Linked DNA regions of Homo sapiens: all the other regions are linked to region 2. A link is an interaction called in ENCODE POLR2A ChIA-PET data of the cell type or tissue named here. Cell type or tissue: MCF 10A. All regions are shown on one strand.

Region 1 (4,000 bases), 93 kb before region 2:
ATTGTTGCCTCATTGTTCCAATATGGCTGCTCCTCCTCCAGCCTCATATCCACATTCCAGGCAGTTTTATCTACTATTTATTGTAAAAGAACAGAACAAAATTCTCTTAAGACTAGCAAATTATAGCAATTTGAAAATCCATCACTTACAAATGTTAAGTACTGGTGATTGTATAAGATAGTGACAACGCAGAAAGGTTTAGGAAATGGTCCCTGGCTTCAAGGAGATCCCAGTGTTGTGGGAGGTTAGATTATGCAATACCCCATGAGGAAGCTCCCTCGAGGGTGTGGGCATAGTCTGTGGGAGTTGAGAGGAAGGGGGACTGATTCTGTCTGAGGGCTGGGGCATGATTTGCACTTTGATATTGTGTGGTTCTACAGTGGTACAAATAGGACTGGACTTTTCATTTACCCTGAAAGCAGCTTTTAAGCAACTCAACTACATTAGGGCCCCGGGGAAGGACTTTACATTGCCAAAATCTACAGGGCTCACCCTTGACACGCCAGAGTGCCCTCTCAGCACTGGGGAAGAAGCCAGGGAGAAACTCGGAGGGCTGGAATGGAGAAACTGGATTAATCATATTTGCAGTGTGTAATTCTGTAATTACTATGAATCTTTCTAACCGATTCTTCTTTATTTCAAGGTTAACTGCAGTTCATTTTTGGACTTATACTTACTGGCTTTCTTAATGCAGTTAATTGAAGGTCAGCCTAATTTTGCAAGTCCCCAAATTCTTCCTCTGTTCTACAGAACCCACTGGTAGGGAAGGCTGTGGCACTGGTTGGGAAAGGGGAAACTTTTTCTCTCATCCTTCACATCCAAAGATAGTCCTTCATCCTTTTCATGTTGTTTTAACTGACATTTTAATGATTAAATAAAAACACACAAAAAAAGAACATTTTGAAAGAAAATAGTTTCTGATGTTAGTCAAGGAAATGTAGTTCTGCTTTTTGTTCTCTCATGTTCAGTAAATCAACCAACCAGTTCAATATTCCTCTAGTAGCTCCTAAAATGTTTTGCACGACATCTGGTTGTCAGTTTCTTTCACTAGATGGTGAGTTCCTTGAACCTAGTTTTTGGTTTATAAGACATTGTCCTCCTGGCACCCAGCATAGTGCAGACACAGAAGAGACACTTGAAGCAGTTTGCTGAGTGAATACCTGCAGGGCAGTTCCTCACAGTCTGAGTTTTTACTGTGGCTTGTATTTATTTTCCTGATGATACAAGCCTAGGTCATAAAACTGTATGCCCAAAGAAAAAGCCTGGGTGAAGTCTGACAGGAGCATCCAAAGACCTTAGGCAGAGGCTAAGACTGGAGGATCACTTGAGGCCAGGAGTTCAAGACCAGCCTGGGCAACAAAGTGAGACCCCGTCTCTTAAAAAAAAATTTTTTTTAAGACCTTGGGCAGAAAAATCAAGGAGTCTATTAAAATGCCTCAAGAGAATTTTTCAGAGCTCAAAAGGAAGGGAATCCCAAGTCTAATTTTGTCTGAGTGTTTGCTGTTTGAAAGCCAATATGAATTTTTACATTTTTAATGCAAGTGTTTGAATAGCTAAGTCATCTACAGTGTATAGAAGTATAAGTTGCAAAAGTATACCATTAAAAGTTTCCTTTCCACCCAGGCACTGAACAGCTGCAGAGGCACCCACCCATAGACTATGATGGGAACGGCCCCTCCATAAATTGGTAACTCAGCTGCTTCACTCCCAAACCTTCCTCCTCCAGCCATACAGTCCTTTTCCCCAGAGACAGCAGATAATACCAGATTCTTCTATTTCCTTCTAGAGCTAGGCTATCTGTACATGTACACAAGGAGATAAGTGCATGTATTTTATCAGTATGTATATTTTATAAGAATGATTTTAGTGAGCAGAATCAATAGAAAAAAATCAATATGAAGCAGACGAATGAGAAGACTTGGAACAATAAAAATGTAAAGTGGGGAGAAAAGGTATCCAGATGCAGAGTGATCATTCATCAGAAGGCAGAAATATAGCAAGAAGTCTACTACATAAAATAAAAAGAAACAGTGAACAGTGGGGTCACAGACCCATCTGCCCATGAGGATGGGCTTTTCCACAAAGCGAATGAGCATTTGCATGGAGAGTCACGGGGAATCTGCAGCTATTGAGTCAGTGAGGGAAATCATGGTGGCCTGCTCCCCCAGGACACACTGTATTTGCAGGAATGTGGGTGTGTTTTACTCTGTGGTTGCATACTCACTGAGAGACTCATTGGCATTTGCCCACTGTCACCTTGGGCATTTTCAGAACCTTCCCACATTCCTTTATGTTATTTCAGTGAAACAGGACATTCTATCTTTCATATCAAAGGAACATGCCACTCATTGGCCAAGGAGCCTGAGCCAGGATGAAGCAGGGGCCATCCATTCTGAGGAGCACTACCCCAGTCCCTGCTATGCCATGGCTAAAGCACCTTCCTCATGGGAGATGTTCTTGGCAGTTAATTTACGCGAGGTTGGCTTGGGATAAACTGGGACAGGACAAGTCAACCAGTTAGTCCTGTCTTCCGGAAATGGAAAAATTTTGCTTGGGATCAGGGAGCAAGAGAAACCTAGGACACGGTTATTTGTCAAGTAAATTTCCAAGTAATGATTGGATTTGAACCATGTATGAGGCACCAGGCAAGTTTCTGACTTTCTAACCAAACTATGTTAGAAATATAGGACATCCACCCACACAGAAAGGTGACTGGCAGCACAGGACCCTGCCAATGAGTGGAACATCCAACAATTGTGATAGGCTTCAGAGAAGTGAGGGGTTCACTTCTGGCTCTTTTGGAAAGAAAGGTTTCACCTAGAAGTCTCCATAAAGACTCCACTGGGGAAGGTTCTCTCCTCCTCCTGCCCTGCAGAATCTTGCAGCAATATGGCGGATACAGCCAATGAAATGTCAAAGAAAGAAGGCAGTTGGCTGCTCAGGTAGGCTGCATGGGAGAGCAGCATCTGGTGGGGCCATGGCAACTTAGGATTTGGCCTGCAAGTGTGGAGATTATTATAATAAACAACTTCCATGTTGTCAGAGAACTCAGTTCATCAAGCTTAGGGGATATGATGCCCAAGAATGACCTATCAATACCAATCTTTGGATTTACAAGAGGTAGAAGTATATTTTCTAATGGCCAGAATGATCTTGTCCACTGATAGCAGACTACTTCATTATTATTATTATTTATTTTTTAAGTCGGGGTCTTGCTGTGTTGCCCAGGTTAGAATGCAGTGGCATGATCAGGGCTCACTGCAGCCTTGAAATCCCGAGCTCAAGCAATCTTCCCACCTCAGCGTCCTGAGTAGCTGGGAAGGCAGGCCCATACCACCATACCTGGCTAAGTTTTTTGTTGTTGTTATTGTTGCTGTTGTTGTTTGCAGAGACAGTGATCTCAAACTCCTGGCCTCAAGCAATCCTCTGGCCTCAGCCTCCCTAGTTGCTGGGATTACAGGCGTGAGCCACTGTGCCAGGCTCCAGATGATTTTGCATTTCAAGGAATGTTAGGGCAATTATAGAAGATTGTTCACTGAACATGCAATCAAGGCAAAAGACTACCTTGAAGGATAACTTAATGCATCATCCCTGCCCCCACAATATTCTTGCTGAATAGACTATACACACACAAAAATGCTGGTATCTACGATATTTAAAATCTCCCCTTTGGAAAGAGCAGGAATTAAGATCATTAAATTCTCATAACCCTGTTCCCCTCTGTATATATCATATGAATATCATTGGACACATTCCACAAATATGAATTGATTATTGGGTGGGGTCTGGTCACCTTGGCTATTGCTAGATGTTTTCTAAATATCCTCATATACACTTTTAATATCGACGTGCAGAATAGCATTTTTTGTATATTTCTTTTATATTTTTTAACATTTTTAATTTAAATTCAGTAAAATTCATTCCTTCGGTTCTTTAAATTTTGACAAATTACAGAGTTGTGTAATTACCACCACAAGCAAAATACAAAATATTTCTATCA
Region 2 (4,000 bases):
GGGTTTTATTGTAGGAACTGAGATAGTATTGGGGACTGAGGTCACCTGAGAAACTGGTCAGCTCTGGGGACCCAGTACTGTCTCCATCGCTTTCTCACGGCTTCTTCTTCCTCGTGCTTCCGCTCAGATCTCCTCTCTACCGCCTGGCTTATCCTGCTTATTAGAGGTTTCTGAACCTCCCTAACTGTGAGTTACTCATAGGTTTTGCTTGCTATGTCCCTGACTTTCCTTCCCTCAGGGCATCTCTAAGGATATAGGAAAAAAACAAACTCTGTTTCTCTCACTATGCTCTCACAACATACAACGCTTCTGCGACCAAATGTGTGGGTGTATTGTCTCAACACCAAGCAAGCAATAAGTTCTGCAGCAGATACCAGCTGGGTGTCCTCTAAATCAATTCAGTTCTGACACTGTCTACCCGGAGATGGCGTCAGGTCCCACAGGTCGAGGGCTCAGTCCCACAACACTGTCCCCCACTTCCAATGACAATCACAAGCTCCAGGTTGTTTTACCTGTGCTCTGACCAGTCAGCTATAAATCAGGGGTCCCATGGCCCCCTCCTTAGTTTTGATTAATTTGCTAGAGTGGCTTACAGAACTCAGGGAAACACTTAGGTTTACTGGTTTATCCTGAAAGGTGTTACAAAAGATATAGATAAAAGCCAGATGAAAAAGAGGCATAGGGTGAAGTACGTGGGAAGAGGCAAGGAGCTTCCAAGCCCTCCCCAGGCGAGCCGCCCTCCAGGAACCTCCCCCTGTTCAGCTATCTGGAAGTTCCATGAACCCAGTACTTTCGGGTTTTAGGAAAACTTCATTTAGGCATGATTGACTAAATCACTGGCCATTGATGATCAACTTAACCTTCAGCCTCCCCCAAGTTTAGAGAATGGGGCTGAACGTTCCAACTCTATAATCCCCCCTTGGTCTTTTATGGGATCAACCCCCATCCTGAGGCAACCTAGGGCTGCCAGCCACCAGTCATCTCATTTGCATACAAAAGATACTCTTATCACTTTGGAGATTTCAAGGATTTTAGGAGCTGTATGACAGAAAATGAGACAAAGACCAAATATATACTTTATAATATCACAGCATCCTTGCAGTTTCTGTTCTTGTTGCTGTGGGCTCATTCCTTCTGTGTTTCCTAGTTTTAGGAAAGACAGAGAACATGATTGGCTCAGCTCATCTTTTTTGCACTAGGACATAGCTCATAGTTACTGTCCAGCCTATGGGAATGGCTGCCCTTTGGTCAGGTGACTACCCTTGCACCAATCAGATATGGGCAAAGAGGGGTTTCATCACATGGCAAATTACCTGGCAAATTAAACATCTGTTGGTGGGGCAATTTTTTTAGAAGTGGGAGAGGAATTGTAAGCATGTCTAATGCATCTGCTTTTTTTTTTTTTAATTAAGCTTCAAGTGCCGTGGAACTGAATCTGCTAATTGGCATCTTTTGTAAATTTCTTAGGAATTACAAAAAAAAATTGTTATTCAGGAACTCCTTCAACTGTCTAACAGTGAGTCATGGCAATGCTATAATTTCCCGTCCGTGAACTGCTTGGCTATTTTCCAAGTACTCCTATTGGGTTCCACTCCCCTGAGGCTGAAATTTCAGTGTGCCATTGGCAGAGAATGAGCCCTTATGCCCCGGCCTCTGAGCTTTGTCCTGAGAAGGTCTTATGATCTCTATATTCCTGACCTGGCCCATTCCTTTATGACACCTTTAATGAATAGAGGTGAATCTGCAACACTGAACATAAACCTTATGCTCACATGCAAACCTATGCTATGGCCCATATGATAGAAATTAGTTGATTTAGGAGCTTGGGTAGACATGCAGGAAAAAGGAGTTAACCTTTACTGAGCACCTACCATGAACCTGATGTGTATAGAGAATTTGGTGTATAGATGAGGAACCTGATGTTCAGAGAAGGTGAGACACCTGCCCAACAACACACAGCAAGCAGGTAGTAGAGCTAGAATTTAACCCAGATCTCTCTAATTCCAAATCACACTCTTTGCATCATATGTTGAAGTTGGTGGTTGAGAAGGGGTTAGAGGGAGATATTCCAGATGAAGAAAATGGAGACCATTACAGGTAAATATGTGGAGGTGGGTAAACAGAAAGTGGTGTGGGCACTGGAGTGACAGATTTCTGTTGGAATAGAGGGAGATTAAATGTCAGAGGCAGCCAGATTCTTGCACAATATAAAGGCCAGGCCAGGGCGTAACTGACATTTTTGGAGGCCTTGGGGAGTCACTGAAGGCAAGGCAAGGCATGACGTCTCCAAGGCAGCTGTTCAGATTAGAAGGATTAGCCTGGAGACAGGTGTCAGATGGATTGGGATAGGAAGAGACTCGAGGTGATTTAGGCACGCATAACTGTGGAGGGCCCCTGTAATCTCAGGGAATGTTTCACAGCTGGCTTCATTTTATTAAGCAAGGACCCTTTTTAGTCCCTCTCCCTCCTCATCTCTGTAATAGTCACGAGCTTAAAATTGCCTGTCCTCCACAGAAACTAAGTTTGCTGTACAGCATCACGTTTGATGAAGAGAAATTCTGTCAATTTTTTTGTAATAATTTCTATCTGAAGCCTCCGAATGCTGTGTTTTTGATTTTTAAAAACAGAACTACTCCAAAGGGTAGCGAGTACTGGGAAGCCGAGGCTGTGGTCTAAATTTCCCCTGAAAGTCTTAACCACGGGTGAGATTTTGTATGTGTATCAATCATACCATTTCCATCCTCATTCTCTGTTCCTGTCACTCCAAGTGTGAGAAGAGATAGATGATTAAGATAAAGTCCAGTTCCTAGGACTTTACCTTCTATTTCTCCTTTTTCTTTTCCAAAGTAAAATCACCATGAAATTACAAGACGTTGCAGGCAATTTGGCTAAGGTACTTGTGGATTTGCTTTGGGAAGAGTAAAAATCAGCAAATGCTTTCTTCCCCGCATTTTGCAGCTATTGAGGGTATTTATATAATTTGGGCATGGCTAACATAAAGAGTATTGGTGCTGAAACATATCTTTCCTTTACCAGAGATTAAGTATCAAGTTTGGCGATGAATTAGTTTGTCAGTTTTATTGGTGAAAAAACTGAAGTGGAGTTTAACCCCTGGACTCTGCGGGGCTCAGTAATCATGTAGGTGGAAATCCAGTGGATAAAAATGGCAGCAGGATCGTGGCACACCTGTAGTCCCGCCTACTTGGGAGGCTGAGGAGGAAGAATTGTTTGAGTCCAGGAGTTCGAGACCAGCCTGGGCAACGTAGCAAGACCCCCACCTCTACAAAAAATGTTAAAAAAAATCAGCCGGACATGGTGGCAGGTGCCTATAGTCCCAGCTACACAGGCAGCTGAGGCGGGCAGATCTCTTGAGCCCAGGAGTTTGAGTACAGCCTGGGCAACAGAGTACTTCTCTCTAACAAGAAAGAAAAATGGCAACAGGTTGATCTGTGTTTTCCTTTTGCCCTAGGCTAAATTTGGAGCCCCTCTTCCTTGACACACTTGAGGTAATAAAATTCACAGCTTTGACAAAACCACTGGAAGAGGTCCTTCAAGCAAAAGTTAAACTTGTGGTCTCCCCACCCAAGGAAACAGCAATACAACCAAAGCAGAAGCCTTAATTGGCTGCCCTCAATGTGGAGGGTATTGTGCTAGGAGAGAACTTAAATAACTTTTCCTTAAGAGTGTAGTGTCAGATAAATTGTTTACTATAATAGGAACAGTCTTCACTGAAGCAGAGGTGAGTTATTCTATTTAATAATTCCAAGAGCACACTCTTTACCCAGTGCTTTCTCTGCTGAGTCTGAAAAATCAACTCACTGCATTCTTTAGTGCTTAAAGCACAGGTCATTAGACTCACTACACCCAGGGACTCAATGAAATGGCTACCATTTTCAGGGGACTGTGAAGATGTCAAGATGTGAAAGCAACCTCTGGCTACCAAATCAAGGGGCTTTGCTGTGAGGCCTGGGTCAGGCCAGATGCTGGGTGATTCTCAAAC
Region 3 (4,000 bases), 74 kb before region 2:
GTCTCTTTGCCATTCTTCATTCCTTGTGTTGAGTTTACTCTTGGGCTTCAAGCATTAACTGAATTTTTAATCTTATCAACTGATAGTGGTGGAGTCAAGTTGCTAAAATATGAAGAGAGCCATTAACATAGTTTATAATCCCCTGAAAATTCACATCTGTCAAGTTCAGCCATCTCCTACCTCCACCTCATCAATTCTGGTCCAGTAGCAGTGGTAAAACCAGGCAGAAAACGTTCCTGAAATATAGGGTTAGGTCAGGGGGCAAAGCCAGTGTAGGTTGTGTGTGGTTTGAGGGTACAAAGGCATTTCTGCTTCTCTACCCTCAGGGGCTTGGAGGACTTCTTGGACCAGGTAGTATCTGAGGATCTAGAGGGTTCTCTCTAGTATTAGTGCACAAGAAACTGCAAGGTGCTATGGAACCTGGGCCTTTGATGCAATGAGCAATCCCAGCTTGATGTTCAGGGCCTCCTTTCATGAACGATGGCTCCTTCCTGCTCCACTCCAATGATGGTGCATGTACATGGTCCAAAAGATGTTGGATGCTCAGCTTTACAGTTCAGAAACTATTTTACCCATTTCTTGAGGTTAGATGAGGCTCCATGTCTGGTCCACACCATCACAACCCATAAGAGAGTGGTTTATAAAGTAGAATGCCAGCTTTGAAACAATGCACAGCTTATATTTTACAATGGGAGAGATGGGCCTGGCACAGGAATTGGACTGGTCATTTGCAAAGGTTGCTTCTTCCTGTTGGTAAGTCCTCTCAGGAGACCTCACTAGAGGTCAGGAGGCTCCCTAGAGAGTGTCATCTATCATCAGACAAAAAGAATTGGATGTGAAAGGGCGTTCTTGTGAAGCAATGGAGAAGGTGGGCCTTCTCCATTCTTAGCCATTTGTGAAACAAGAATGAGTGTCAGCCACCTTGACTCACAGCCCTCTGTCTCTGAGACAGTGCTCAAAGCATACAGTCAGGGTCTTCCTCTCCCTGTCCCCATCTCCCATCAGTGTCACCCTGCTGGGTGCCCTCTTTGTACCATTGCCCTTCTTCATTTCAACAGACTTGCAGAGCATGTCTGGGTTTACAGATTATGTCACAAGGCTCTTTGCATTTGTAAACTAGCTCCAGGTCACATGGTGGCGTGAGCCATCTCAAGATGCTGTCCTGTGGTTCTTGCTTCCCAACTATGCTGTGCTAGATTCTTGGAAATTTGGCCTTGGTTGAAGGTTGTTGGGGATTTGGGAGTTGACAGAGGGATGGAGGGCCATTTGCCCATTGCAATGCAGTTCACAGCCATCTGAGAGACATGGCTGGCTGGCTGCTCCGTGGTGTTGGAGTACAAGCCAGGCAACTGAACTTGTGTTTTGTTGCCATAACAGGGAAGAGCCATCCACTTCATGTCTTGTGATTGACGTGGCTGGGCAGAAGAGGCAGTCTTCGTTCTCTCTCCTTTACCCAAAAACTCACAACAAGGAAGAGGCTTTTAGTAACAGAGTCTAATTTTGGGGGATTCTCACCATTAAAATTCCTTCTTAACATGCATCCTTCCTCCTGTCTCAATATGAACTGATCTTCTCCAGCCCAGTGCTCAGTGGAAACAGCTGTCCCTAGCACGCAGAAATGTTCACTCACTGTGGGATTAGGCATTAACAATAGGATGGAAAATTAGAGGAGAGGAAAGGTTTCCATTCCATGTTTCTTTTCTTTTTTTCCTTATAAAAAAGTTACTGCCCTTCTCGGCTCTTTTGCTGTTGGCTGGACTTTTGGACTCGTGCTTCTTGGAGCCAGCTGGAGTTTTTCCAGAGATCTGCGCCTGTAGACTTAAGCCACTTTTCAGAAATATGCTTCCCAGATTCTGGGTAAGCACACAGGGGTTGATTTGGAGCCTATCCTTGTAGTGGCCAAACTCCATAACAGCAAAGAACCAGCTGCCGTCTTCGGGAAACCTGTCCAGGAAAAACAGCCATCCAGAATTTCCGGGACAAATTCTCTTTTGAGATGGGTGAAGCCGGCAGCTGCCTAAGTTATGAATCACCAGGTCATCTGAAACCTTGTCTGTAGCAGAAGGCTGAAGGCCAGAGGGCAGAGCTGTCAGAATAGGGATGAGATCTCCCTGCAGAGGGGTTCCACCACTGTTGTCAAACTGGCTCCATTTTCCCCTCACTTTCTTTGACGCTCCAGGAAGGAAGAAACCAGATGGGGGGCTTTGAGGGGCCCAGTGTTTGGGGTCAGAGTTTTCAGGCTGGCATGGAGGGGGTTAAGGCAGTGACCAGATAGCAGCCTTTTGGCAGCAAAGCCCTCCTCAGCAGAAGGAAGGATATAGCCGTATGAACTGCCTGCTTAACAATGCCTCACATGTCCCCAGGGGACCGCCTGCAAATAGATTTCATCTTGCTTTCTCTTGTACTTTTCAAAGCTTCCTGTTTTCTCACGGTCCTTTTGGACAGTTTACAGTCTCTCTCTCCCTCCCTCCCTCTCTCTCCCTTTGAGGAAAGGAACACCCTTCTTATTAAAAGAGAGAGAGGGAGAAGAATGTGCGGGAAGGGCAGTTTCACGGAGGCCATTCTCCTCAGCTGCAGGCCACAGCTCTCTGACCTCTTCTCTCTGAATAGGAAAACACAGGCTTCCTGGTGCATCTCATTTTTAAAGCTCACACCAGGCTGGCTGGGGCGAGGCGGTGTGCTGCTTCTGGCCCCAGCCCAGTGGCTGCCCACTGCTATCACCCTGTCTCTGGCCACAGCCGACTTCTCCATGGCTGTCAGCATGGCCACTGGGGTTCATGGCAAGTGCCTGAGGTGCCTCCAGGCTCTGGACCAGGGAGGAGAAGGGTGCCAGGAGGCCGGGACGAGGAGGCCCGGAGCACACAGGCATCCGTCAGCTGTTCAAAGGGCAGACTAAGGATGGGGGAGCCAAATAACTCGGCCCTCTCCCAGCCCTGAACCTTGGATGAAGCCTCTTTTTCCATCCTCATTTCCTAGACCTGGGGCAGGCACAACCGCTTGCATTTCTACTACACTCCAAGTAGCCTGGTGGGTATATTTACTAAGCAGATTCCTCATTTGGCTCTTCCTTTAATATTCCCCTCATCTTCAAAGAGCTTTCCATTTCTGGAATGTAAAAGAATCTACTATATACACCATAATGATAGTAAAAAGAGCTAATATTTATTGAGCTCTTACTATTTGCCAAGTCCTTCTTGTGAATTATCTCACTTGATCCTCACAACAACCTTCATAGGAAACAATGACTATTATCAACATTATACAGAAGAGAAAATGGAGCAAGCTCTCTGTCCTTCTGTGTCTACACCTCCTCTCACTACTCTGACATCTCAAAGCCTAATAACCCATGCAACCCACGTTTAAAGGGCACTTTAAAATATTTTTTTCCATTTTTTATTAAATTTTGAAGTCTACCTCCATCTTAAAAAGCGGGTGGATGGAGAAGCTGAGATTTCATGTCAAGACACACTGACGGTGTTCCTTGGAGTGACCGAGAGGTCAAGCGGGGGCACGCTGGTGGAGATGCGCACCTGCGCAATGAGATCAGAGTCCTCACCACTCCAGCGGCTTCCTGAACCAACATCCACTCCTATTTTCATCTCCACAGACCTTGGCAGAGATGATTCAGCAGGTCCTGCTTGGGCACACTCTTAGCTTCACATCACATGATTTAAGGAGACCTTGACTTCAATGGCTGCTTTTCTCTGGAGAAGAACCTAGAGATTTGGTGGTCCTTCCTATCCATTCCTCCTCCCTCTCGTCTAACTCCCATCCCCTAGTGTGACAATTCTGCTTGGGGCTCACATCTCAGGCTCCACCCAAGAGCACTGTGATTCACTGGCCCCATCCTCTTTCTCTGGCCTCTCTTTACTAACAGTGTGTGAGAGGTTTCTCTCTTGAGTTTCACAGACATAAAATATCTCCATACACTTGGGTGTTTTCAGATGAGGACAATCTTCTGTGAAAGATGAGAAGGCCAAGTGTTCTGGATAAGAACCTA
Region 4 (4,000 bases), 150 kb before region 2:
AAACATATAACGCATGGTGATAGAAATGGAATATAACATATTTTTAAAATACATGTCTTAGAGAAAAAGGGAACATCTCTTTTAAAAATAAAAAAATAGCAAGTGTTTGGAAAGTTGAAGTTATGGGGCTCATAGGGAGTAGGTGCTGTCAAAGTTCCTTTGGAAATGAGGGTCAAGAGAACTCTATTTATTATGAGAGACCAAGTTCCTTGAATTAAGCAGGGGGCTGGACAGCACCTCCATCCAGGGAACTGGGACTGAAATTTTTCTGCTTGACCACATAGCTATGGCTAGAAACATTCTACTTGTGTAGAGAGGAGCCCATGTAATAAAGAGAACCAGGCTAGCACAGGGCACAGGTGTAATGCATTACCTGCTTGAGCTGAATGATTGGAACTTTCATGTAAGACTATCCTGGAAGTGTGAGGTCTAGAAGGCCAGGCTAAGGCAACCATGGGAAGGAACAGGCATTCAGGAAAGTTTCATGCAAGATGAAATCTCAAATAAAATCTACAAAGCACACACAAAAAATTATTGCAACACGAATCCATTATGAGATTCGACGAGTGAGAATTCATACCCAAAGAAACTGGAATGACATATAAATTTCAAATAACTTTAAACTTAACATGCTTAGAATTCTTAAAGAGATTAAGGATGTATTAATAGCATTCTTTCGATATTAAATGGGAGGTTATATGGCAAGAACAAGAAGATATAAAATAAGCTTGTTGAAAATTAAATTTTATTCCCTGAATTAGGAAAAAACACACTCAAAAAGTAAACCTTAATACTTAGCATAAACAAGAGACTGGGCAGACTTGAAGGCAGAATAAAAGAATTGGAAGATTGCGCTGAGAGGGGTCATACAGAACTTAGCCTAGACCTAGCCTAGAAAGAGGAGATAGAATAAAAGAGTTCAGGTAAAAGAAAAATAGACAGAGAAACACAGACCACACATCCAATGGGAGTTCCAGAAGGAATGAATAATAAAAATTGGGCAGAAAAACTACCTAAAAATATAATAACAGAGAAAAAATTTAATTGAAAAAATATAAAAATCCTCAGACTGAAAAATCATCCTGAATGCTTAGGAGGACAAAAATAAATAAAAATAAAATTCACATTTAGATAGAGTGGTCTAAAATTAAAATGGATATTAAACAATTAAAAAGTTGTCTTGATTTTATGAAATTATTTTGAGGCTCAAATGAACAATGGGTGGGAAGGTGCCCTGTGGAGAAGAGCAGGTAATGCTACGATGTGCTGGGGTTAGAGTTGATAATCAGTCATATCTCCCCCCAACTCTGAGTTTGGAACCAGCTGAGAAATAGCCACAAAAGATAGAGAATGAAGATACAAATATCAGCTTTATTATGGATAAGTCTAGATTGGAGAACACTATCCACCTTCAAGCAAGATGATTCTGATACATAATAATACTTGGGGGCTGGCCGCAGCAGCTCACGCCTGCAATCTCAGCATTTTGGGAGGCCGAGGTGCGAGGATCACTTGAGGTTAGCAGTTTGAGAGCAGCCTGGCCAATATGGTGAAACCCTGTCTCTATTAAAAATACAAAAATTAGCCAGGCGTGGTGGTGGGCCCCCACTTGGGAGGCTGATGCAGGAGAATTGCTTGAACCTAGAAGGCAGAGGCTGCAGTGAGCCAAGATCGCACCACTGCACTCCAGCCTGAACAACAGCATGAGACCCTGTCTCAAAAAACAAAAAACAAACAAAAAACAAAAAAGACGAATCACTTGCTGCATTCCTTTTCTTTCTTTTTCTTTTTCGAGACAGGGCCTTGCTCTGTCACTCAGGCTGGAGTGCAGTGGTGTGATCTCGGCTCATTGCAACCTCTTCCTCCCAGGTTCGAACAATTCTCCTGCCTCAGCCTCCCCAGTAGCTGGGATTACACCTGCCACCACACCTGGCTAATTTTTAAATTTTTTTGTAGAGAAGGGGTCTCACTATGTTGCCCAGGCTGGTCTCAAACTCCTGGACTCAAGCAATCCTTCTGTGTTGGCTTCCCAAAGTGCTGGGATTACAAGTGTAAACCACCATGCATGTCCACTGTACTCATTTTCTACTGCTGTGTAATAAATATTTTAAATTTACCAGCTCAAAACAACACAGATTTATGATGTCACCATTCCTGCAAGTCAGGAATCTAGACATTGCTTAACTGGATCCTCTGCTTGGGGCCTCACAAGATTGTCTGCAAAGAATTGACCAGGTCTCCTTCCTTCCTGGAGCTCAGAGTCCTCTTCTAACCCTAGGGGGATGTTGAGCAAGAGTTAGTTCCTTGTGGTTACAGGACTGAGGCTGGAAGTTTCCTAGAGACTTCCCACAATTCCCTGCTTTGTGACTCTCAACATATGCAGTTGATGTGATGGCAACTTGCTTCTTCAAGGCCAGCAGGAAAGTCTTGCTTCTTCAGTCTGCTAAAACTTCTATCACAACATAATTATGGGGTGACAGCCCGACATCTTTGTTGTATAATCTAATCTAAGCAAGGGAGTGATCGCCTATCACTTTTGCCATATTCTGTTGAGTAGAAGCAAGTCACAGATTCATCCACACATACAGGGAGTGGATTACAAAGGGCTTGAACAGCAGACAGCAGGAATTACCGGCAGTCACCCTAAGGTCTGTCCACCACGCTCACTGTCCTAATCTATAAAATGGGAATATTTCACAAATGGGAATATTTGTTATGTGTATCAAACAAAATAATAATATGAGAAAGGGCTTGACACAAAGAAAATGCTCAGTAATGTGAAATACCCTTTTCTGGCCCAAGAAGAGGGTCAGTGACGATCAGACCACAGGGTAGTAATTTAAATTTTTAGTCAATGCCTCAGTGCTGATGCAGATTGTCTAAGGGCTGTATTTTTAAAAACACAGAGAGGATATGTCATCTGCCCAAGGTCCTATAATGATAGAGCACAGACAACCTGGAGTCTTTGTCTGACTTCACAGTCAGCACATCACAGTGCCCAGCCGCTCCTGTCCAATGACCTGAGGCCTCTCAGTTCCCCTGTAGCCCTACAATTCATGTCACTCTGAAGGTCCACCCAAGAGCTCTGCTTTTTAAACTAAGTCTGGAGTCTCCAGATTTCTTTATGTACCCCTTCCTCAAATTTGAGCATACATCCCCAAAATGTGTATCTGTGTTTGTTTATAAATTATACATATAAGCTATCATATTAGTTTATTATGAAACATACCCAAAAGAACTTTTCAAAAGATAGAAAACATGTAATAAACCATACGTTAAAGTTTTCTGCCAATTGCAATGGCTCTTCTTCATGAGCTGGTATTAGTTGGGGTTTCCATTAATTGATGGGTTAAATCTATACTTCAAATAAACTTCTTGGTGGAGTTCAATACACTTTGGCCTCTGTGTAGGCTTCTTTGTGGATCTGATTCAATTATCATTATTTTTACTTTGTAATATGATTGAAGGAGTAGGAAAAATGTCTGCTTTGCCATTTTCTTATTCTTTGCAGAATTATTAACTGCATTATTATTAATTGCACTATTATTTGATTTAACTTATTATTCTATTTAACTTGTAATTCTATTTAGTTTGTAATTTAGAGGGCAGGAGTCTTTTAAAAAATTGTTAGTTGACAACATACAAACTGTATTGTGTCACAATACACTAAACACCAGTGAAAGAACGGTAGTATAACAGTCAACCTCTTCACGGTGTGAATTCCCACTTTTCCTTCAGGATAACTCAAGTTCTGTTTGTGACCCATGACCAGCTTATATATGGACCAAGTGAGAGTACCAGTGCCATTATGTATACTAAATGTTGATCAATCTAGATTGCTTATGGGGGAGGATGAATATAAATAACTTTGGAAGTTCTGCAAACCTGTCTTTAGAGACCAGTGAATAAGATTTTTCAGTTGCGAATCCAAGTTAATCAATATTGGAGATTCTGGCATCAATATGAATAGTCATTTTAAAAAAGTATTTATCACACCTTT
Region 5 (4,000 bases), 110 kb before region 2:
AAGCCAAAGAGGGTAAAGGAAAAGAGGAGGAGGGAGAGAGGAGGGGAGAAGGACTGTGAAATGATATCAGAAGACTAGGAAGAACCCCAAATATGGCCTTAAAAGGCATATGGAAATGACTTGGAATCAAATTACTGAAAACATAGTTGTTAGGGAACCACATTTTTTATTCATTATATTTTTCTGATTCATTAAAAAAGACAAAGTACTTTGTTTAGAGCAAAGCAGGTTTTAGCCTGAGGCAAATTGTTTAACCTTGCTGGGGTCCAATCCATAAAGCACGAGCTCAAGCACTGCTCAGCCTAATGAGGTGTAAAGTTGCAAAACTCTTTGAAGACAGAGAGCTCAATTTCAGTATTATGCATTATTGAATAAAATGCCAGTTTAGGAAGGAAACTCTCCGGTAGCATTATATATGCCTAAACTGGTAGCCAACTGGAAGAGCTGGTTGTCAAAGCTTCATGACAGAAAGAACCTAATTGTTGATCACTTAAAATGGAAAATAAGAATCAGGGCGTAGTGGCTCATGCCTGTAATCCCAGCACTTTGGGAGGCCAAGGCGGGTGGATCACAAGATCAGGAGTTCAAGATCAGTCTGGCCAACATGGTGAAACCCCGTCTCTACTAAAATACAAAAAGCAGCCAGGCGTGGTGGCAGGCGCCTGTAATCCCAGCTACTCAAGAGGCTGAGGCAGGAAAATCGCTTGAACCCGGGATGCAGAGGTTGCAGTGAGCCCAGATCAGAGGCCATTGCACTCCAGCCTAGGTGACAGAGTGACTCCATCTAAAAAAAAAAAGAAAAGGAAAATAAAAGAACAAAGATATAAGCCAGGCAGTAACAAATGGCATGCACCATTACAGCATTGGCTTGGTTCAGAGACAGATTCCTGAGCTAAAGAAGGCCTCATTTACTGGAATGGAAAAATGTAAGGCCAGGAAATTGCTCAGAGGTCTCCTGTCCTTTCCTGTACACATGGGATGCACTATGTGTTGGCTACTGTTTTGGATCAGAATCTCACTTTTAGAAATAGCCCAAGTCTGTCCTTGGGAAGGGAGAGAATGTTGTGGTATATTTGTGTGTGGTGGTGTAGGGCAGGGGAGGTACACAGGATGTTGGGAGGAGCCAGTTAGACCCTCCCTGAATCCAAACTGTTTCCTTGGGCCTCACAGTCATCAGAACTGAGCTGTAAGATTGGGCAGCCAATCTGAGTGCAAGGAGCCTCCAAGTCTCCTGAACTAGCACCAAGGTAGAGCTGAGTTGGTCCCACTGACAGCACAGGCCAATTCTGCATGTTCAAGCCCAATGGCTGGTCTCAAGTCTGCCTATTTTTCAGGTGCATAGGCTAAGCTTTAGTCTCACAGTCAACAGATGTTTACCAGGCAACAACCTCTCACGAAACATTATTTTAGGCAGCAGGAATATATAAGGAAACAAAAGACAAATATTCCTGTGTACACAGAGTTGCATTCTAGTGGAGGAAAATGAACAATGACTAAAGTAAGGTGCACAGTGTGTTAGAAGATATGGAGAAAAATTAAGTCAGGAAGGAGAGAGAATACGGAGTGCTTGATAGCCAGAGTTCGGGTGGCCTCACTTCAGACACAGTATTGTGTAAAAACTTGAAGGAAGCAAAAGAGGCACGTGGGTATCTTGGGGAAGAGCTGTCCAGGCAGAAAGAACAGCAAGTGAAAGGCCCTGGGGTAGGAGAATGCCTGGTGTGTGCCAGGAACAACCAGAGGCTGGAGAGTGGGAGTGGAAGAAGCAAGTGAGCAGGTGGTAGGGCATGAGATCATAGGAGTAACAGGGAGAAACTTCATGTAGAGACTTGTAGGCCACGGCGCGGACTGTGGCTTTTACTCTGAAATAGATGGAAAATCACTAGAGAGTTTTGAGCAGGGGAATAACAAGATCTGATTTACATTTTAATAGAACCTGCCTGACTATTGTGTTGAGCAGACAGGAGCCCAAGGGAGAAGACAGGAGAAGAGTCAGGAGGCTGTTACAATGATCCTGGAAGGAACCTCTGGCGGCCTGACCAGGATAGAGGCAGTGGAAGTGGTGAGAAGTGCTTGGATTCTAGACAGACATTGAAAATGGAGCCCGTAGGATTTGCTAATTCATATACCAGGTTACTCAGATGGCCTGTCCAAGAACACATTAGTGAACTGGGAAGAGGTAATAAAGAAGGAAGGGACACAGCTAGAGCAGGCAGGATTCCAGTTGTTCTTCCTTTGTTCCTTTCTTTAACTGAGGGTCTGTTATGGGGCAGGCACAATAGTGACTGTGAACTAACAGGATCCCTGACCTCATGGAGCAAACAGTATGGAGAGAGTCAGACATTAAGTGAATAATCACACAAATCCATGTAAAATGACCACTCTAACATGTGCTGAGTGTCAATGTTGAAAAATATTTTTTCCGCATTTAATCAAGAGAATACAATAATTACTAAACATTTTTTAATGTTTTTTTACTAAATTTTTGAAATCCAGTGTGCATTTTACATGTACAGCGTACCTCTATCCAGGTCAACTGAATTTGATGTGCTCAAAAGCCACACGTGGCTAATGATGAGTACTGAATTATACAGCACAGCTCTAAACCATCAAGCCACACACATTTTAAAGTCATGAACAAAGCACTGGAAATATAGGTCCTTCTATGGTAATTTAAAAAGCAGGTAAGACTTAAATAGAGCCTCTTGCATTTTAAAATTGAATACTTTGTCATTAATTAGCTGTGTGCATTTGGGGACATCAGCTTACTATCCTGTGCCTCAGTCTACAATAAGGAAGTGTGATGGGGCTGGGTAATGGGTACTTACCCTTTCAGTCTTAATGATCATTGACTCTGGATAAGGAAGTCCAAATAGTTTTTCCTTCTCTTGTCATCGCTCCTGAAGAGATCTTTCCTTTCAACCTTAACACCTCTATGATATCTGAAAGGTGGAATTTGACTAGTTCAATAGTGAACTGACAAAACTCCAAAATGGCCTTCATTCCAAAGCAAAAGAGTTGAATTTTTCTAGAGAAATTTGAATACTGACTATTTAAATGATTAATGAAATTATTATTATTATTATTATTTTTTTTTTTTTTGAGACGGAGTCTCGCTCTGTCGCCCAGGCTGGAGTGCAGTGGCGGGATCTCGGCTCACTGCAAGCTCCGCCTCCCGGGTTCACGCCATTCTCCTGCCTCAGCCTCCCGAGTAGCTGGGACTACAGGCGCCCGCCACTACGCCCGGCTAATTTTTTGTATTTTTAGTAGAGACGGGGTTTCACCGTTTTAGCCGGGATGGTCTCGATCTCCTGACCTCGTGATCCGCCCGCCTCGGCCTCCCAAAGTGCTGGGATTACAGGCGTGAGCCACCGCGCCCGGCGATTAATGAAATTATTGAGTTTTAGGTATAATATACTATTGTGGCTAAGTTTTAAGAAAAATTACCCATGTTTAAGAGATACATTCTGAAATATTTATAGATGAAATAATATGATGTCATGGATCTGTTTCAAAAGCATCCCAGTCGGAAGGTGGGGAAAGTGAGTGAGGTATAGATGAAATGAGATTGGTCATGAATTGAAACTAAGTATAAGGACAGATATTATTCTGTCTACTTTCATAGTTTGAACTTTTCCTTAATAAAAAGTTTTTTTTTTAAGTAGATCTTCAGACTTTCTTAGATTTTAAACTTTCCCCTTAAATACTGTGTATCCCTCATGGTACAGATGAAAAAACCTGCTTGAGGGCCAGGAGCACATGATTCTTACTTAATACTCCAGTGGGATGAAGCCCCAGGCCCATCATTCCCATCACAGTTTAAATATCTCTGGCAGTTTTAGTAGTAACACAACTTTGTTCTCTCATCCTTCCCCTTGGTACAGTTTAGGATCAATATCTAGAAGTGAAAGGCTGTCTCCCCTGTGATTCAAGGAGAGCCCCCAAACTCTGCCAGAGCCACACAGGTGTCCAGGGAGCATGGCGATATATCACTGGTTTGTAC
Region 6 (4,000 bases), 59 kb before region 2:
CCAACTACTCGGGAGGCTGAGGCAGGAGAATTGCTTGAACCTGGGAGGCAGAGGTTGCAGTGAGCTGAGATCGCGCCACTGCACTCCAGCCTAGCTACAGAGCGAGATTCCGTAAAAAAAAAAAAAAAAAAAAAAAAAAAGAATTAGGTACTGCGATTGTCAACAATGTGGCCAGAAGACTGAGCACTCAGCTTCCTGTCCTCAGCAGAAACCTCACAAAGTTGTGTCAGCATGGGGGACTGTCCATTCTTGGGGAGCTTCCCTTTAAAACAGCAAAACTGCAGCACATATTGAACACTGTGATATACCAAGCACACTGTGCCAGGTGGTTTACATAGTCGCATATGTATGTATATGCCCCAAATTACCTAGTTAGCAAGTTTCTCCTTTGTCTGTAGCAGGCAAAGCATATAGCCTATAGCCTGTTGGGTTCTCTGGAAGCAGATGCTGAGACAAATTTGGATGGAAGCTACTTATTAAGGATGAACACCAGTAAAAAGAGGGAAGAGGAAAGAAAGATTGAGCAGAGGAAGAAAGCAACCTGCAGTGCAGCCCTGACAAAGCCTCAGCCAGCATGGTGGGCAGCTCTGGGGCAAATGTTGCCCATCAGAGTTGTGCCAATTTGAACCGAAATGTCCATTCCTCTACACCCCTGCCTGGCTCAGTCACCAGATGTGGGCTTCCCCAGGAAAGGTGTGACTCTCTGCAACTGAGGCAGACCCCGAAGGAGCTGGCAGGTGGAGGCTGTCTGCCAACTGCACTCTCATAGCTCAGGTGCAAGTGCTTCCTTGAAGAGAGACTAGGTGACTCATCTCTGCCTCACCCCAGTCCACTTATTCATGCATATTCATGAAGCATCTCCTGCAGGTTCCAGTGGGCTTCTCTTCTCGATTGAAAACTTAGAAGAGAAGGTGACCACAAATTTCAGCCCCCACAGCTGCAATGAATCTAGGGACCAAAACTGATACTCATTTTCTCTTTCTCCATTACCCAGTCTAGACTCCCCTCACCATCAGATACCACCTCTGGCAGTCTTGGTGGTTTTCCTAGTGATTTCATCCAGGTTCTCATCTGCAAGAGGTCTGAGCCCTTGTCACCATGCTACTATGGACTGAATATTTGTGTCCCTCCAAAATTCATATCTTGAAACCATAATCCCCAATGTGATGGTGTTTGGAGGTAGGGTCTTTGGGAGGCACTTAGGTTTGGATTTAAGTTATGTATGGGGCCCTCATGATGTGATTAGTGCCCTTAGACGAAGAGGAGGAGACTAGGCCTTCTCTCTCTCTCCCATGTGAGGATGTAGCAAGGCAGCTCTCTGCAAACCAGGAACAGAGCCCTCACCAGACATTGAATCTGCCTGCATCTTGATGTGCACTTCCCAGCCTCCAGAATTGTGAGAAATAGATGTTTGTTGTTTTAGCCACCCAGTCTATGGTGTTTCGTTACAGCAGCTCATATGCTATTTGACATATGCCTTTTGCGGAATAAGGTTGCTGTGCCTGTTCATTTAACATCACAAGTGGGCCAGGAAGTATCAAAATGAGCCTAAGTAGGTCGTTGGGTTCAATACTATACTTCCTGACCCACTGTAACAACAGCCCTACTTCCTCCTGATGATCAGGTCAATTACCTCTGCCAAGATGGTGATTGTCTTCTCCTTGTCTTCTGTACCCTGGAGGCAAGGAATAAAAGTGTCCAGGTGGCAGCTGTGGCTTATAATTTAATGATACTCTTGCTATGTTCCAAGGTGAAAGTGTACCATCTTTGAGAATGGGAGTTTCTAACCCTGCAGAGCCCAGAGTTACATGATAAGAAGTACAACACCACCACCCCCTGCAACCCGCCAATCACCCCAGAGTGTTATTGGGAGTGATGGCAAGCGGGGCCACTCCCACTTCCTCTCCTGGTCCCTGGACCTATGCAGTCTTTCTATTAGGACATAGCAGCACATAAAAGTCTTTGATTCAATTATATACCAGAGGGTGGCACCCCATCCTTCCAGAGTATTGCCTCCAAGAAGCACTGTAGGGAGCTAGCCACTTCTGGGTGGTGCATATTTGATATGATCAGTAGATCCTGTGGCCAGGGCTCATTTCTAACCTCAGTTACTATAAGCTGAAGGCCATGGCTTGATGCGATGTTATATAGGATTCTATGCCAACATAGCAAGCATTCCATAACCCCATCCCTTGCATAGTAGTGCTGGCTAAGTTCCCATGAGCAGAAAAGCAAACATATACCCAGAGTATGTGTCTATGCCTGTAATGAGGAACCACTGGCCCCTCAGGATGAAAGGAGCTCATTAGAGTCAACATCTTACCAAGTGACTGATTGGTTTTCTTGAGCAGTGGTGTCATACTGGAAACCCATCACCAGTCCTCATGGTTGGCATGTTGGATATCCAGCAGTGGTAGTAGCTAGATCAGCCTTTGTAAATGCAGTTCTTGCTGTTGGACCCGTGTGTAATGTCTGCCAATGTGGCTACTTTGTTCACATGTTCTTTGCTCCAGCACTGGGGTGGCTGAAGTCAACTGGTGAGGTCATTTTTGTCTGCCAGGTTATTTAATGTCTACTCCATGGTAGATGCTATCTAATGATGTGTATTAACATGTGATATAAAGATTTTCATACTCTGTGTTCACTCTCATATGTCTATCCACATGCTCTACCCTAGACAGAGAATAATAGTGAATGCCTACTTTAAGTAAAATGGTGAAGAATTGCCTATCTGAGGAAGTGAAATTTAATTTGAGAACTGAAGTATAGAAGAAACAGGCCAGGGAAAGAGAGAAGAGCATTCCAGATAGAGCAGACAGCAGATGCAAAGGTCCTGGGAGATATATATATATATATATATAAAGTATGGCCAGTTTAACAATTCATTATATTAAGCATTCTGGCAAATAATTTTGTTTCTTCTTCTAGGAAACTGGTATCAACCTTGTGTCAAATGAGGGGATAGATAAGGTAAAATCTATTCATCATCTTCCACCTGCACAGACTGTTGTTGTGTCATTTATCATTGCTGAAGGACAGCTTCCCTTCCAACCTGTGGCAAGTCTAGCGAAGAAAACAGTTTCACTTGGAATGGCAGGTTATCCAAGTCAGGACAATATTTAAAATCCTCAGCAGTGGTTTTGCAAGAGTGTATACATACAAGATTGAGTCAATTGCCTCTCTTCACCCCTTAAGACGGTGTGGTAGAGCACAGCAGGAGAGGGTGTGTGCGGCAAGGTGAGGCTAACATGGAAAGCCATTGAGCAAGGAGGTGAAATAATGAGATTCAGTTTTTGAAAGCTCATTCTGACTATAGTGGATAGGGTTGGAAGAAAGCCAGGATGATGCTAGAAGACCATCAAAAGGCAGTTTCCATAATCTCTGAGAGATAATACTGGCCTGGATTAAGGAGGTAGCAAATAATTTAGAAATGAATGGTTCAAAATCTGACGTGGAGGTCCAATGGACTTGTTATACTGAAGGTAAATTGTAATAAGATGCATATTTTTCTAAGTTCAAAATAAAATGCCACTTGATATAAAGTCCATCTCCTCACATAATGACTGAAGGGATCAATTAGATTTTTATGCTGTCATGAAAACCGTGCTCTTCACTTAGTTGGCAGGAGGGAAGATTTACTAAGTAATGTATGTAAAACTAAGTCCATCTGGTTTCTCTCAGTTTTGCCTATGTTACAACTGGTGAAGAAGTAAATAGTCAAGACTGAGGAAGGCAATGAGGCTTCTCAGACACAGATTCTGGGAAGAAATGACAGAATAACAATGCCAAATGAACACTGAGTTAGAAGATCAGAAAACTAATGGAAAGGCTAGAATTTCAAGACCATCATGTGAGGCTGCAGAGTCCTTTTCATCTCCATAGACCTTGAGGACATCTTTGATACAGCCAATGAAGTAATACACCCATGAACATGAACTTGCACAATCAAAGAGTTAACAGTCTTTATTGTTTTTATTCACTGAATGGAGTCCAGATACAT
Region 7 (4,000 bases), 470 kb before region 2:
CATAGCACTGTTTACAAGATACAAACGGCAATACATTCCAAAAGTGTTCTTTCCTCAGTACTAGAAGTATCCAAACAAAATGGCTTTAAAAAATCCAAGCAGATCTAAATCATTATCCCTTCCACTTTTAAATGGGAAGTACTACATTAACCAAGAAGGTAAGTACTAATTTTGTCATCTATTGAAGGTTTTAAATTACGGCAATGCAGTATTTCTGCGAAACCCTCGGGGTAAATAACTTCATCTTTACAGATGTTTTAAATGTAAATAAACTCAAACACGAAGAGCTTACTTACCAAACTCCATATTAAGTAATTTTGCTGCTTTTTGACAATAAAAATCAAGAGGCTTTTCTGCAAAAAATAGTAGACTTAACTAACTTCTTTAGGCTTAAAACGGGGGTTAAAAGGTTATTCATGATATAGAGTGAATGTTTCCTTTACTGCATCCAGTAAGAGCTCTCCATTTGAGCACGGTTTAGGGCACTACAGAAAGCATACGTGGTAGAGTTTTGGTTCTCTTAACCTTTCCTGTCTCTAAAACCGTAGCAACAGGATCACTACACCAGCACACTCGGTAAAGACCTACATAATTGTGCAGTCAGCCTTGAGCCAAAGCTTTAAAAAGAAAATCTCACTTGGGTGACAAGGAGTTCGCAACAGGTGTTAACACCAGTAACCCCAGGGTGAGGCACAGAGACCCCTTTCCCCCACCTGTAGGTCCCCAGCCTTTTTAGGGCAAGGACGTGGAAAAACCCCCAAGACCCACACAGCTGCAGTTCAAACCCCGCGCCAGCTCCACCCATTTCTGGCCAGTCAGGCGGCGAGCTCCGCCGCGCACAGAGCGCCCTCCACCCGGCCTCCCGCTCGGCCTGCCACCCCCACCCACGGGGCGCATTGTGTGGGCCCGGGCCGCTCCCGCCCGCCCGCTCCCTACCCCCGCGGCAGGTCAGCGGCGGGCGGGGACGTGGCGGCCCGGCCCGCGCACATGTCGCGATCCCGGGCGGCGGCCGGGGGCCCCCGCCTCCTGCGCGCCGGAAGCCGGTGGCCTTGGCGGCGTGAGCCCCACGCGGCGGCGCCCCCGGCCCAGGCACCAGGGCCGCGTGCGCGAGTCGCCCGGCAGGGGCAGCGGCGGCTTCCCCCGCGCCCGGACCCAGGGAGGAGGCCGGTCTCGGAGGATGGGGGAGGGGCAGAGGCGGAGGCGACGGGAGCCCCCGGCCGCCGGGGGCTGGGCCGCAGCGCGGGGCGAGCTGCGCGGGTGGCGGCCAGGCCTCGGAAAGGATACTTGTTGCACGGTTCTCTGGATGGTGGTGTCTGGGGACTGGGACTCCTTCAACAGCTGCAGGATTTGCTGAAGCCCTTGCTCGTCAGGTTTCCACTCATACTCCATCTTGGTTTGCTGCAAATAAAGCCAGACACAGGAAGAGACGGAGCAACTGTTACTCCCGGTGCACAGGCCCAGAGGCTTCCCGCGCGCAGCTGACCCGTTCTCCCCGCCACCACAACCCCAGCGCTCCCCAAACGCCGCGGACCTGCCTGAGGTGCCCCGAAGGAAGTCACGGACAGTGAAACCCGGCGGAACTGCTCCTGGCAGCCCGGCCGCCAGCGTCTGCTGCTGCTGCCGCCGCGGCCGCCGAGCGCAAGGAGCCGACCAGACTGAGTCACCGCGAATTTGCAATCTGGCCCCAAGATCCGCTCACGGGAGCCCCCTGGGTCCTAGTGCCACGCAGTTTTCTCCAACCCAACCCATCTCTAATTCCGTCCAGATTACTACTGACTTAAGGGCTAATAAAAAGTCAAGTCCTTATCAAAACCCCTGCGAAACACCTGAAGAGATCTGTTTTGGGTATATTATTTTACATACACATGGTGAATTAACGAAAAATGATTGAAATAGGGTAAAAAGGTTGTTAATTTCCCTGACAGTTCAGCAATAATTAGAAGCAATAAAAATGTTTACATTTCAATTTGATATATAAGGCACTAAAAAGTCTAAAATATTGATGCAGTCGCAACCCAGACCTCGAAAACCATTATATGCAACATTTGCAGAACTTGACTTAAAAAAAATTGCATTTCTGCATAAACTTCAACTTTTGAACTCCTATTAAGGGAAATAAATTCCATTATGAAATAACTACATTCCAAAAGTAAGGACTTTGGGTCGAAGGAAACACAATAAAAATGATGTAATTTTACAACTGGGTAGTGTTTAATTCCATTAAAGTATTTTCACATACTACATTTTCTCATTTGATTTTCATTACAACCTAGTGAGGTATTATTTGCCTCCATGTGGCAACTAAAGCTAAAAAAGATCTGAGCAAACAACCACACTTAATCAGTGAAGACTGAGACACGAATATAGGTTTTTAAAGCTACTATGAGTTGCATCTGCTACAGTCAACTGAAGCTATTAATGACATTTTTCACTAAAACTAAATGCTTAAACAAAAACAACAAAATGTAAGTATCAAGCATGACTTATTTGTAAAAACCAAACAGTTTGATAAAGGAGAGGATTTTTAACATGAAAAGTCCCTTGCTAGTAGGGGCTTAAAAAAACTACTACCTTTCCACCTCTCTAGTTAGCTTTTTCTTTCTTTTTAAAAATGCCTTTTCCTCTCTCTTTCACTCTTATTTTTCTGCTTAATAGCCTGTAATCTGACTTTGCTCACCAAGTTCTAATGACTTCGTAAATGGCCCAATCTAATAAACTGTTCTTAAACAAAAAAAAACTCAAAACAAAATCACCACCATCTGGACATAAAATGTATTAATACTGTAGTGCTTTTATTCTAGTCTTCATTCTATGTGTTTTTATGCACATTATATTTTATAATAATGGGATTGTCCTGTTTCTTGCCTGACTTCGTATATCATTAAATATTTATTGAAAATATTTCAATAAAAAGTGAATAGTATTCCATTGTACCACTGTCATTTTTATACACTTTTATTTGATACAATATAGACACAACATTGTACAAATGATAAGCATATGATCCATAGATGGATTTTTACAAAGTGAACCCATCTGTGTAACCAACACCCAGCTCAAGATAGAGATCGCTGAGTATGAAGAGGTTTCTTTTGTGTCCAATCCCAGCCATCAACCCTTCCTAAAGTAATCCCCAGTATAATTTCTATCACTATAGATTTCTCCCCTTCCCTCTCTTAACTTCAGAAACTTTTAAAAAACTACAAATATTATAATAAATCAAACAACATGGTTGTATAAGACAAGTTAATTCAATCCTATCTCCAGGCTCCCTAGAGAACCCGTTTTAACAGTTTTATGTGAATCTTTCTACATTCTAATCTCACATATATTTTTCCTCTTTTTTTAAGATCATCCTCCATACTACACTAATACTAACTCTACAACGTTTTTTACACATTAATATGACATGGCCATAATTCCGGGCCAATACATACCAATTTAACTCACCTTTTAATAGATGCACATTGGTCTTGAGAATGGATAGAGCATAATTTGTTCAACCATCTCCTGATTGGCTTCCAGATTGCTTCTACTTTTTTGCCACTACCAACAACACAGCAAAAAAATTCTTGTACCAATGTCCCTACATAATAGTGGCAACCTGGTGGGGTTATTAGGCCAAAAAGTATGTGAATTTAAAAACTTTAAACAGTTATTACCAAATTACTTTCCAAAAAGTTACGCAATTCACACACGCCAACAATATGAATGTTTCCTTTATCTCCACCAGCACATTCTTTTAATTTTCATGAAGCTAAACAATGCCAATTTAATTTCCCCTGATACCAGTGGGGATGGGGAACTTAAAGTCTGAGCCTTAGTAATATTAGAGTTGGAGCTGCTACCAGGCATACCCTACCTGCTGAGGTGACATTCAGATAGCCCACTCAACCCCCTAGCTGCCCTTTTAAACAAGAAACTAAAGCAAGGGACCAATAGCAGTCAAGTCTGAAAGGCATCTTCATTATCACATCCATCCTGAGGATGGCTGTACCAT

Evidence for each region. Peaks named below come from ENCODE experiments on the same cell type or tissue, not always from the same donor. Only the 100,000 strongest peaks of a DNase experiment are listed, where the experiment ranks them.
Region 1: POLR2A ChIA-PET joins it to region 2 with 14 read pairs; 2 of 35 experiments call an interaction of 5 or more read pairs at or near these places.
Region 3: POLR2A ChIA-PET joins it to region 2 with 16 read pairs; 2 of 35 experiments call an interaction of 5 or more read pairs at or near these places.
Region 4: POLR2A ChIA-PET joins it to region 2 with 10 read pairs; 4 of 35 experiments call an interaction of 5 or more read pairs at or near these places.
Region 5: POLR2A ChIA-PET joins it to region 2 with 18 read pairs; 3 of 35 experiments call an interaction of 5 or more read pairs at or near these places.
Region 6: POLR2A ChIA-PET joins it to region 2 with 10 read pairs; 3 of 35 experiments call an interaction of 5 or more read pairs at or near these places.
Region 7: POLR2A ChIA-PET joins it to region 2 with 19 read pairs; 3 of 35 experiments call an interaction of 5 or more read pairs at or near these places.

Annotation. Positions count from the first base shown.
Region 1 is chr5:72,469,246-72,473,245 of GRCh38, reverse strand. All of the region lies in intron 1 of ZNF366 (zinc finger protein 366), which reads left to right. Among named protein-coding and RNA genes, the nearest start is that of ZNF366, 36 kb to the left of the region's middle. In MCF 10A, no CTCF peak of the experiment used is centred here; DNase peaks (open chromatin) are centred at 495 and 2,215.
Region 2 is chr5:72,376,385-72,380,384 of GRCh38, reverse strand. It overlaps the pseudogene RPL10AP8. Among named protein-coding and RNA genes, the nearest start is that of PTCD2, 58 kb to the right of the region's middle. In MCF 10A, no CTCF peak of the experiment used is centred here; DNase peaks (open chromatin) are centred at 244, 1,264, 1,584 and 2,234.
Region 3 is chr5:72,450,734-72,454,733 of GRCh38, reverse strand. All of the region lies in intron 3 of ZNF366 (zinc finger protein 366), which reads left to right. Among named protein-coding and RNA genes, the nearest start is that of ZNF366, 55 kb to the left of the region's middle. In MCF 10A, no CTCF peak of the experiment used is centred here; DNase peaks (open chromatin) are centred at 1,963 and 2,403.
Region 4 is chr5:72,524,276-72,528,275 of GRCh38, reverse strand. No RefSeq gene overlaps it. Among named protein-coding and RNA genes, the nearest start is that of ZNF366, 19 kb to the right of the region's middle. RefSeq lists a silencer at 3,960-4,000. In MCF 10A, no CTCF peak of the experiment used is centred here; a DNase peak (open chromatin) is centred at 2,265.
Region 5 is chr5:72,483,583-72,487,582 of GRCh38, reverse strand. All of the region lies in intron 1 of ZNF366 (zinc finger protein 366), which reads left to right. Among named protein-coding and RNA genes, the nearest start is that of ZNF366, 22 kb to the left of the region's middle. In MCF 10A, no CTCF peak of the experiment used is centred here; a DNase peak (open chromatin) is centred at 1,732.
Region 6 is chr5:72,435,151-72,439,150 of GRCh38, reverse strand. No RefSeq gene overlaps it. Among named protein-coding and RNA genes, the nearest start is that of ZNF366, 70 kb to the left of the region's middle. RefSeq lists a silencer at 777-866. In MCF 10A, no CTCF peak of the experiment used is centred here; no DNase peak of the experiment used is centred here.
Region 7 is chr5:72,845,783-72,849,782 of GRCh38, reverse strand. TNPO1 (transportin 1) reads right to left here. Exons shown (of 25, transcript NM_002270.4): 2 at 1,285-1,398. Among named protein-coding and RNA genes, the nearest start is that of MIR4804, 31 kb to the left of the region's middle. RefSeq lists enhancers at 595-774, 1,575-1,814 and a silencer at 885-1,224. In MCF 10A, no CTCF peak of the experiment used is centred here; a DNase peak (open chromatin) is centred at 1,672.